Linked DNA regions of Mus musculus: region 1 is linked to region 2. The links are chromatin contacts, found by POLR2A ChIA-PET in ENCODE. All regions are on one chromosome and are shown on one strand. The core of a region is the stretch at or near the end of the contact, and the rest is flanking DNA. Distances in the headings are between cores, read along the strand shown.

Region 1 (5,264 bases), core at 1,813-4,312, 65 kb after region 2:
AAATCCATCTCCCATGTTTTCCCCTCCCCTTGTTTAGTCAGTGGTCACACCAACCTGGGTACAGATAATCCTGTTCTCTAAAACTGGAAGGCAAATACCCTGGTCAATCACTTGGGGCTGAATAACAAGGGGAGCCCTCAAAGTGCCCGGCAATCAGTAACTCAATTCCCAGCCAACGCAGACTCCGTTTCCTTCCCTAAGCCCCCAGTTCCATTGCCAATGTTGGCGGCCCCCTGGAGCCACGCAGAAGTGAAGCCGCCACGTTCCTTTCCCCCTAATGCTCTGACCCTGCCAGGGAAGGCCCAGCAGCAGCACCCGACACCCATTACCTCTTCCCAAGCCTCATGCACAACAACCCATCTGCAGCAAAGCAGGATGCTTATCTGGCCGACTTACAGAGCATGCTCTGAACTGCAAGAGGCCCTTACAAGCCACCTGTGGGAAGTGGGAACTGGAGCTCAAGGCTCAAGCCAGGACCCTCTGCCTATTCAATCATTCAAGGCCTGGTCACACCGAAGGTCCAAGAGGACTTTAAAGTTTCCTAAATGTTTGCATCTAACCATATCTTCCTAACAGATCCTCCAACAACTTTGTTCTCAGAGTTGAGGCCAAGAGAGCCACAAACAGCAACAAAGAGAAGTAGAAGGCAACAGTGATAATACAGTGGGTAGGAGGGCCACCTGACACAAGGCCAGAGGGACACATTCCTCGGCCCTCCCCCAAGCACAGCTCGCTCCCTAGCGCTCTCTCGCTCTCTCCTGCTCTCTCTCTCTCTCTCTCCCTCCCTCTCTCTCTCTGCTAAAGCTAGCACTGCCCAAGTAGGTACAGAAACTACCTTCTCCATCTAGCCTTGAGGATCAAAGTAGAAACCCCAGCAAAGAGAGCACCCCACTTACAGAGCCATGGAAGGTCCAAGACTGAGCGGCAAACTCTCCTTTTTCTGTACCATAAAGAACCCAGGGACACCTCCAAGTAGCCTGAAACCTCAGCCCCTAACTCCTCAAGCTTTCAGCCCAGCATCTATACCAAAATACCAAGTGCCATAGCAATCAAGTCCCTGGAGCCTTTTGAGCAAATAAAACCAAGGGCTCCCCCATCCCATCATTCACAGCCAGTAAACAGACACACACATATATCCCAAGGGGGTTTTCCCTGGATCGAAACTAGGCTAATACCTGCGCCAGGCTTGCTCTGAGCTAGGGAGCTGACACCCGGAGTCTTACATCTAAAAACACCCAAAACAGCCCAGAGAGGTGGCAGAGATTTACCCCACCACTCTCCTTCCTGTGTTCACCCTAGACCAACAGGCTTCACTCCATTTTCTCTGCAAGGGAGGAAATGGAGGCTTGGAGGGGTGAAAGGCTGGAGCCCTTGAGTGAACAGCTCTTCAGTGGGACTCAGGACTTCCTGGTTCCCAGCTAGAGAATCAAACCACACCTCTCTCCTCCCCCATTTTCAGTCAGCCCTCTAGGAAGGATCCAAATGGTAACACATTGTCCCTGGGTAGCCTAGGGGATCAGCCAGAGCTAACAAGGTACAGTCTCACCTAAGGATGCTATCTAAGAGCAGACAAGAGAGGCAGAGACCATAGATGACAGCTCACTTTACCCCGCACCCCTATGCCAACTCTCAGAAAGCTTTCAAGGGCAAACCCCCTGCTTTCCCCTTTCTGAGACAATACTCAAGGAGACCTAGCAAATGTATTTTGGAGGGGGTGGAATGAGGGCGCAAAATGCACTAGCCAAATCCCTGCTGGGCAACATGACAGGTGTGAGAGAGGCTGTCCCCAGCCCGGGGCCCAGAGGCTGAGGCGGGAGGCTCATGCTGCACCCTTCCTGCTGTAGATACACACCCCTTCTCCCCAGCACCTCCTACCAGGGCTGGAAACACTGGCTTCCAGCAGAAAAGAGCACAAATAAAGTCATTTCTCCATCAAAGAGGCACAAGCTAGCCTACTCTGCAGAGCCGGGGCAGCACCTGAGAACTATTTACCATTCCGTAGCCAGAAAAGCATTGTAGAGATCTGGCGGGGGCTTTCAGGATTGGCCAGGGACTCATGGGCAGCTAACTCTACACTAGGCCCAGAGAAAGCAAGAGACAAAAGCCATTTTTTTGCAGCCCACATTCGTAGAGAACAGATCTCAACGGCCTCCTCTATAATCCCCCGGAGATTATGTCCATCCCAAGAGGAGGGGAAACGAAGCAGGCTAAGACACCACTAGGCCTTGCTGGGGTCACTTTGCCAGGCAGAGTAGTTAAGTTGAACAGCAGGGGCAGAGCTGCCCCAGCCCCACCTCCTTCATGCCCCAGCTCCCCTCTTCATCGCACCAGTTTCCACCCACCCTCCCCCCCCCCCCCCACCTCCCGGGTGAAGGACTCAGGGCTCCTTGAGTTTCCCACGGATTGTTTTGGGTGCCCAGGTAGGTAGGAACAACATTAAAGTCCAATCTGGCAGTATGTGGGACCTGGCAGTGGCATCCCCCCACCAAGTTGCTCTGTCCCAAGGAACCCTGGGGGTGGGGGTGGGGGACAACAGCCTGGGATTGGTGTTGGCATCAGGGCCTGGGTCCTAGTTTGGTCGAACTCCCTCAACACAAAAATAAACAGGCAGAGAGGCTATCTGGACATGTTCCCAAACTCCTGTAGTTCCCTGAACCCCCAATCTTTAAAGAGGCACACCCCAAGAAACCAGGCCTCGGTTCTGCCGTGGCAACTGGCTCAGATTCCCTTGACAGACCCTGCCAAAGGAACCCTCCCCAGCTCTGGCACCCCTTTCTCCAACCTAAAGGCCAGCCACCGGCCAAGATAGTCCATCTGGCTGTGCCCCTAGTCCAACCCTTTCTGGGCCCAGGCCGGGCGGACTTCACTCACCTCTTCACAGGGCGATCCAGAAATCCTCATCCGAGAACATGGCCAGAGCCCGGGCCGCTCCCCGACCTCCAACCGCCAGAGCGAGCACAGCCGCCCCCCACTCGGGGGGGCTTAGGGAGACCAAGAACGGTAAATCCAGGTCGGAGTGGTCACCCTTCCCCCGGGGGTTTAAAAAAAAAAAAAAAAAAAAAAGCAAAAATCCAACAGGGGTTCTCTGCCTCAGGTTCCAGCAGTTTAGGTTTCCATGAACAGCCCCAGGGCGGCGAATCCCGAGCGGACACAAAGAGAGCACCGGTGGCTTTGATCTTGGGCGAGCAGGCTCCGCATCCGCGTCGCGGGGCGGCCTCTCAGTCCTAGGGCCCGGCCAGCGCCCCGGCCGCCCGCGCCGGGCTCGGGCGGAACGTCGAGGCTCTCCAGATGGAACGTCGAGGCGCCTCCCCAGCAGCCCGGAAGGAATGCCGCGCCGCGCCGCGCCGCGCGCCGGGCCCGGATGGAACGTGAGCCCCTCGCAGCCGCGCCGAGCCCCTCTCCCCGCCGGGCCGGCGCCCCGGGGCCGCGCGAGCTACGGCGACGCGGAGCCGGCGGGGCCGAACCTGACACACACCCAGCGCCGGGCTCCGCGACCCCGAGCGTCCCCCCTCGGCGGCTTCGAGCCCCCCACCTTCTGCTCCCCCCGGGGAAGGGAGGAGGGTTGGTGGGCGAGGAAGAGGAAGGGGCGGGCGGTGCGAGCCCTCTGCCCGCTCCCCTCCGGCCGCTCCAGGCCCAGCGCTCGCCTCCCTTCCCCTCTGGCCTCGGGAGCTGCCCCGCCCCCGGCCTGGCCGCCTGTGGTCAGCGGCACCCCCTAGACCCCCGGCAGGCACTGATCGCGGGGGGTCTAGAGGTGCATGGTCCAACCCCGGCTCCCGGCGCCGGGGGGTCAGGAAACTGAGCGGAAAGTGGGGAACGAGGCAGCCATTTGCAACCGGAGAGGAAAGTAGTGCAGCGCGGCGCCGCTCCGCCTCCCCCCTCCGCCTCCTGCTCGGCCGGTAGGGTGGTTCCTGCGAAGAGGCTCTTTCCTCGCCTTGGAGCTGGGCAGCGATCGTAGAGACTCGTGGAGCGTCCGGCGCGAGATCCAGGGGGCCCTTTTGCCTGGGGAACCCCACTCGAGAAGGGGAGAAAGGAGAAGAGGAGGCCCTATTTTGTGTTGGAGCGGGGCGGCGGAGGGGTACAGCCCTCTTGGAGGAAAGGCTGTGACTCTGCAGTTCTACGCACACGCTCCGGGATCCCTCCGCTGCAGATTAACCCCGACTGCGCCAGGCTGGCCGCCGGGCAGACACGTGGGAATAAAGCCCCCCTCTTCTTCGCCACGGCCCAGGAGCTGCCTCCTTTACCTTCTGGGTGGTAAAGCTAGGATTCTGGCCACTTTTTAATTCTGTTCCCTAAAGTCACTGACCCTTGGAACTCCTTTCTTTGGCTGGGGGACAATCTTTGCCAAGGGGGGGTGGGGGGTGAAAAGAGAGCCTGGAGATTGGCCGCAGCTCTGCATCCTGGGAACTGGAGTCCGCAAATGGAGAAAGTGAGGCACCGTGCCTGGCGCTGCAAAGGGTGGGTTCTTGCCACGTTTGGGGGCCGGAAGAAAGCTGGACGACTCTCAGGTCTTCTAACTCCAAGACCCTTTGGAGTAGAAGTATTGTCGGTGTCCTCGCGATCCCCAAACAACCACTTCCCGACCAAAACATCAATGTAGAGTGTCCCCACCCCATATTTAATTTTCCCGAAAATCTTCTAAACCTGTCTTTTATTTCTTCTTCTTCTTCCTTAAACTAAGCTAAATACTCTGCTACTTGGTTGGAATATTGTTAATCTGAATAAGACCCTTGGCAAGCTCCCGCACTCCCAAGTATGGAAGGAGGGAAGACTAGAATTACCTTTCTGCACAGACTGTATACATGGAGTAAGCAGGTTGAGACAAATTAACTATGTACTCGATACTTTATATTCCCCCCCCCCTTTCCTCACCAACATTGTGGAATTATCTCCATATTACAAGTGAAAAGGCTGAGGCTACACAAGAAAAAAATCGCCCAAGGAGTCACTCTGAGAAGTTAACCCATAGTGCAAACCAAAGGGGACATTTTCCCATAGATTAAAAAAGAAAAGAAAAGCTTTAAGGGCCTATAAGATGCCCCCCCCCCCCCCCGAGAGTAAAAGGCACTCACTGCAAAGCCTTAAGGCCTGACTTCCATCCCTCTGGCCCACATAGTGGAGAGAGAGAACTGAAACTAAGTTGTTCCCTGACCTTCAAAGATCCAGGATGCTCCCACACACAAGCACACACGATAAAATGAATGTAATTTTTTTTTTTTTAAAGATTTAAGAGAAAAGAATGGAGAGAAGCTGGCAAATTAGGTCTG
Region 2 (5,590 bases), core at 1,339-3,838:
GAGGGAGGGACACAGTGGGGGATAGGTCAGAGAAAGAGAGACTCCAGAGCTGCATAAAGGGGCGAGTAGATTTATTGGGCGCCTGCTATGTGCCAGGCACTGTGCAAGACGCCTTATATACATTACCTCATTAAATCCTCACAACAACCCTGCGAGGTAGGTGTTTATAAACCCCCATTTGACAGATGAGGAAACTGAGGCTCAGGGAGGTGAAGTGATTTGGCCAAGGTCACATGGCTAATAAATGGCAGACACAGAGGAAGTGCCCAGGGTTGGAAAGAAAGAAAAGAAAAAGAAAAAAGAAGAAGAAGAAGAAGAAAGGCTTAAATGTCAGTCTCAAACCGGTTGGCGTGGATTAATACAAAGAAGGGCTCGGCGCGCCCCAGAAGTCTGGGAGGCCGGAGGCCTGCTCCCGGCCCCGCGCGCGGTTTGGAGGTGTCAAGGCAGGAAACCGGCGCCGGTAACTAGGGATCCAGATAACTGGCAGTGCTGGTGTAGGGGCACTCGAGCACCAGCAACCGGGGGAATCCGCGACCTGCGCGCGCCCCGTAGTGGCTACAGCGAGTATCACACCCCGCACCGTCTGCTGAAAAATCCACCTTCCTCCTTGCCTGGCTGTTTTCCTTGGAGAGACACAGAAATTGTCAAGGTCCTATCCGGTGGGCGATACCGTCTGCGTGGAAAATCCCGGTAACACTTCAGAGCGTCACTAAGGACACGGAGATGGAGGAGAAGGGGAAGGCCTAAAAGTGTCCCAAGCTGATTCATTGGCTACCTTCCCTCTCCAGCTTGGGCCACAGCAGGCTAGAGGCAGTGAGAGGGCCATGATCCTGCTCGGCTGTGGGAGCACTCACCTAAACTGGGAAAATTGGAATAGAAGCCCTTTGTCCGTTTAAATCTGAAGACCTTGACAGTCTTCCGAACTGAGGATGACCGAAGTGGGTAAGAACCCTCAGATTCTCTCTACTCGCTTATTCACAAAATCCTAGGGACAAAAGAATGGGAGGCAGAAAGCGCTCATTTTACATTTACAGAAGTCCGGGATGCCCGGGCGCAAAAATAGTTACTCTGAGGTCCACCAGCTAGGTCAGTGGCAGAGTTGGAATTGAAACTTGAGTTGTAACATCAAAGAGAGCCCTCTCGCCAGGTTGCTGGTTGTGTGTATGCATTCATTTCTTCTCTGCCCAAAGTTCCTCTGTCTCCTCCACTCAGTCACTAGGTTCAAGGCCTCTCCATTACTTTTTCTCTCCTGTCAGGGACCCTGCCCTGCCCATCGCAGGCACCATCCCTGCCCCTTCTCTTTCTCTGTCGGAACAGTTCCACACCGAATGTAGCAGGTGTGGATGGCCCACCCACACTTTCCCTGAAACTAACCCTTGAGTTGGCAGACGCTACCTTCCCTGGTTCCTCCTCTCTCCTCTGTTTCAAGTGTGGGAACAGGTATAGGTGGGAAAGAAGAAAAGGAAGCAAACGAAGCCTGGAGAGAGAGAAGGAGCAGGTGAGCCCAGGGTGGATGGGCTGAGCGACACGAGAACAAAGAGGGGCATCGCTCACTCCCTCTCTCTATTTCCCTGTGGCGTTTTCCTGGTGTCCTCTCGGATGAAGCCTTCCTCGGTTTGACTGATGACATCCACAATCTCCCGGATACTGTCGCTCAGCCCTGCTGTCTTCCCGCCTTCCCTGGGCCGGGTGTTCCCAAGCGCAGGCAGGGTCCTCTCATTCCGCCAGGAGGCGCCTGGGGCGTCTGTGTCGCTTCCATCAGAGGAGCCGCTATGGACGCTGAGATCCTCCGCTTCGTCTGAGTCCGAATCTGGGGCGGTGTGGCGGCGGATGCGGGACACGGCTTCTCGCAACGCCCCGGCGTAGGGCCCTGGAGTCCGCGCCCAGCCCCCGCCCGCGCGCCGCGGGACACCAGCCGCTTCTGAGCCCTTCAAGCTGCCGGCGCATACCGGAGCCGCTGGGCCTAAGGTCGGGTGCTCTTGGCTACCTGGCTGCGTGGGGGCGTCTCGCGGGTTCACTTCTCCGACAGGGAACCCCAAACCGCTGGAGGAGCGCTCCTCCAATGAAGAATCCCCCTGCTGTCCGACCTCGGCCTCGCACTCGCGACCCTCGCTCGGTTGGTTTAAGACTCGACTGCTCAACAGTCGCTTTTGGCAAACTGAAGGGTTGGCAGCGGCCCCCTCGCCCTCCTCCTCGTGACAGGGCTTGGGTTGACTAAGGCTGTCGCTCACACTGCACGACTCCCCAGAGGGCACGAGCTGACCCTGCTGGGTTCGAGGGGTCGGAACGTACTGGGACTTTATCACCACGCATGTGGCGTCAATGACAAAGATGCCTTCTCTACCAGCGGGACCTCGGGAAATGCGGGGCAGGGTGTGGGCACGGCGGGTCACCTTCCAAACTTCCAGGGTCTCATGTTCTGCCCCCTCTCTTTGACCCAGGGACTCTTTCCACCCGGTGCCTCCAGGAGCCCAGGGTCTAGGGAGCGTCTGGCTGTGCCTAACTGGAGGCTTTTTAGGGGAGGCAAGCCAACACGTGGGAAGCCATATCTGCTCACTTCCTTCTTTCCCTTTCCTTGACCCCCTGAGGTGCTGCCTGGACCTGGGAACAGGACGAGGTGGGCTGCTGATCGCGGACCTAGAGAGAGCTGCGTCCGTGCCTGGACCGCCAGTCGTTTTGCCTTGGGAATGACTATCGCCAGCACTGTTCAGGCCAGCAGCAACTAGGCCTGAGCTTTTCTCTATAGCCCCTTTGCAAGACTCTGGCCTAGCTCTGGCTGCTGTACAGCCTGGAGCACCTCCTAAGAGTCCCCGTCCCTGTCTGAGACCCCAAGCTCCTAGAACATCCCGGTAGATTCGAGGATCCAGCCTCTTCTTCGTGCGCCCTCCCTCTGTCCTGGTGGTGGCTGGAACTGGGGCTGATGAGGTGGGCGCCCGGGAGAGCTCCGGGCCTCGCTTAGTCCCCAGGGTCCTGTGGGGACCTTCATAAGAAGGTGGAGCCACATAGGGTGGCGGCCGGTCCCAGCGGCGCCTTGGGGCTGTGCCTGCAGAGCCTCTCAACAGCAGGTGAGCCTCGTAGCTAGGGGGCCCTGGCCTTCTGCCTCCCCATGGCCCCGCCCATGCAACCCCTGGGTCACCCTGCGGGAGCACGGATGGTCGGGGCGCTCGCCCCACCTGCCCGAAGCGCTCTGGTCTGGAGAAAACTGGAAACCCTGTAGGTTGGGCTGCCCGAAGGGCGTTCCGGGGCTCTGGGCGGGGCTGACCTAGGGGACTCCGTCGGGCCCCGCCAGCCTTGCGCCTTTTTCTCTCGGTCTCCTTGGCCTCCCGCTCCTGCGACGCCGCCTTTCTTTTCTCTTGTTCCCGGGCTCGGACCTCGGCGGGGGGGCCCGCCCGCCAGTTGGTTGCCTCCTGCAGCACCCTGGAGGCCCAGGGTCGGCGGGGTGGCGGCTCAGGGGATCCCGGGCGCAGCCTACACCTGGGACAATGAGCAGGAACCCAGGTGAGCAGTTTGCGGGGACAGAGAGCCGAGGTCCGGGGAGCTGGGAGCACTGGAGACCACTTGGGGCAGCCATGTGGGAGGGTTCGTGTGAGTGTCTGAGCGAGTGCACGTGCGTATATGTTAGGGCTAAAGTCGAAATGAGACTCCTCGCCATCTCTCCATGCACACTTTAACAGCGACTGCCCCCATCTCACCGCCTGCCACTAGTACTCCTGTCCCCCTAAACAGCGCTCAATGATTCAGGCCCCAGTCCTCGACGAGTGGGGGGAGGGAGGCGCGGGAAAGAGAAGGGAACAGCAGCAATTGCTGGTGCCAGCGGGGAGGTCTGGACCCCACTTCCCGCCCCACCACTTGCTGCCCCTCACCCCTCCTTCACTCACGTGCGGCTCTGGGGCCCACGGGCCCAGTAGCTGGCCTGGATGTCCATGGACTGTCGAGAAGGAGCGCGACGACTATAATGACAGGAAATAGTCTTCACTTCAATCACCAACAGCTTGGACTTCTGCACCCAGAGGCAGCTGCCGGACTCCTCATCCTGGAGCTCCCGGGGGCTGTCGGGCCCCTCGGAGAATAACGGGCCATCCAGCATCCTGCCCCACCCCACCCCGGCCCCCCACCCTCCCACCCGCCCCGTGAGCCCCCTCCCAACCCAGGGAGCCGGCGCCCACTGCAGAGCGGCAGGCCCAGGGACTGGCAACTATATATACCCGGGCACACGTGTGTGCCTGTCTGTGCGTGTGTGAGTGTGTGCTAGCGCGCGAGCGCGCGCGCATGTGACACGCCGCCGTGGACGGCTCCGCGCTGCTTCCTCCCCCATGTGCACGGCCGCCCCCTGGGGCCTGGGATTGGACGCCCCTTCCCACTCACTGCTCAGGTCCCCCAAGCCTAATGGGACCTGCGAGTGGGCGGGGAGAGACTTCTGATTCTTGCCAAGCTTACGGTGCCCTCTCCTCCAGCCCCCATTTCTTCATCCTTCCCGAAGTTTTAACCCTTTGCTTTCCTGCTTGTCAGGTTGCCTGACCACCAGTGCTCTCTCTATTCCTGCCTGCTCGCCCAGACTCCTTTCTCCGACAGGGAGTGGTGAGAACAGAACTCAAGGTCTCTGCCTGCCACTCGCTGCTGGTTTCCATGGGGTTGGGGTGCAAGAGAGGCTGGCCCACAGCTGGGGGGAGCGGGCTATTTTTAGTGTCGGTGGCATTCGGGTGCAGCTGAGATGAGTAACCAGTTCCTAAGCAGTACAGAGAAGAGGTGCCGCTTTCAGGAAGCTTTTGTGCGACTCTGGGGGAGAGCTGCTCCCCCAAGACCTCAGAAAGGTGCACCTGTATGCCTCAGCTTTCTCTGCTGAGGCGGAACTCCATCTATCCTGGCCACCAAACAGCAGGACGACTCCTACTCTAAATATGGGTGTCCTTGGGCACCCACAGAGCCTTCCCTGAGCAGCAGGCTAGCTCCCCTAACCCAGAAGCCAGGATTCTAGGGTTACACAGTTCCGTGCCCACACAGCTCTTCCAAGCCTTATGTGGGGTGCAGATAGAGTGCTTAAATACATTTGTACCCTAACAGAGGGGGATGGACTAGAGTGCTCCTGTGGCACAGCCAAATCCCCTAGCAACAGAAAAGATAAAAGTGGCCTTTCTTTCCTAGGTCGGGGCTCTAGTTCACTTGACTGGCATGGTGTGGTGCAGCTCACCTTTTGGACTCACTCGATTCTGGGGGGTTGCTGCTTGCATCCTCGGGATCCCTCCCCCTATGCCTGTACCAGGTGTCCCCTGATTCACCATGGTAATGTTAGTGGCAGCACAGCCCACGCCAACCTTCCATGCAGAGACTTAGCAACCATGCCTGGCAACCATAGCAGCAGCTCAGGGGAGGGGAGAAGTGTAGGGAGCGGGATGAGAGGGTGGCAATGGCTCCTGAGGAAGAAGGGACCATTTGCTGCTCCTGACTTTAGGAACAGAAGCCTGTGGGCTTGCAAAGTGTGTCTATCCCCATTTTCCTCAGCTGCTTCCCAGGAGCTGAGACTTGGTGGGGTAAATGGGAGAGACAAAAGTTGGTTTTTCATAGAAGTACAAGGAGCATTTGGATACAGAGC

What was found. ChIA-PET counts read pairs that join two places held with the same protein, here RNA polymerase II (POLR2A).
Region 1: POLR2A ChIA-PET joins it to region 2 with 11 read pairs in Patski. The contact joins the promoter of Kmt2d here to the promoter of B130046B21Rik in region 2. POLR2A ChIA-PET finds 5 or more read pairs at or near these places in 2 of 5 experiments (Patski and embryonic stem cell).

What each region holds. Positions count from the first base shown.
Region 1 is chr15:98,868,143-98,873,406 of GRCm38, forward strand. Kmt2d (lysine (K)-specific methyltransferase 2D) reads right to left here and starts at 3,063. Exons shown (of 55, transcript NM_001033276.3): 1 at 2,872-3,063.
Region 2 is chr15:98,803,727-98,809,316 of GRCm38, forward strand. B130046B21Rik (a long non-coding RNA gene) reads left to right here and starts at 2,589. Exons shown (of 3, transcript XR_003951472.1): 1 at 2,589-3,498; 2 at 4,510-4,596; 3 at 5,143-5,590. Ddn (dendrin) reads right to left here and starts at 4,199. Exons shown (of 2, transcript NM_001013741.1): 1 at 3,879-4,199; 2 at 56-3,474. The coding sequence starts at 4,087. The coding sequence ends at 1,551.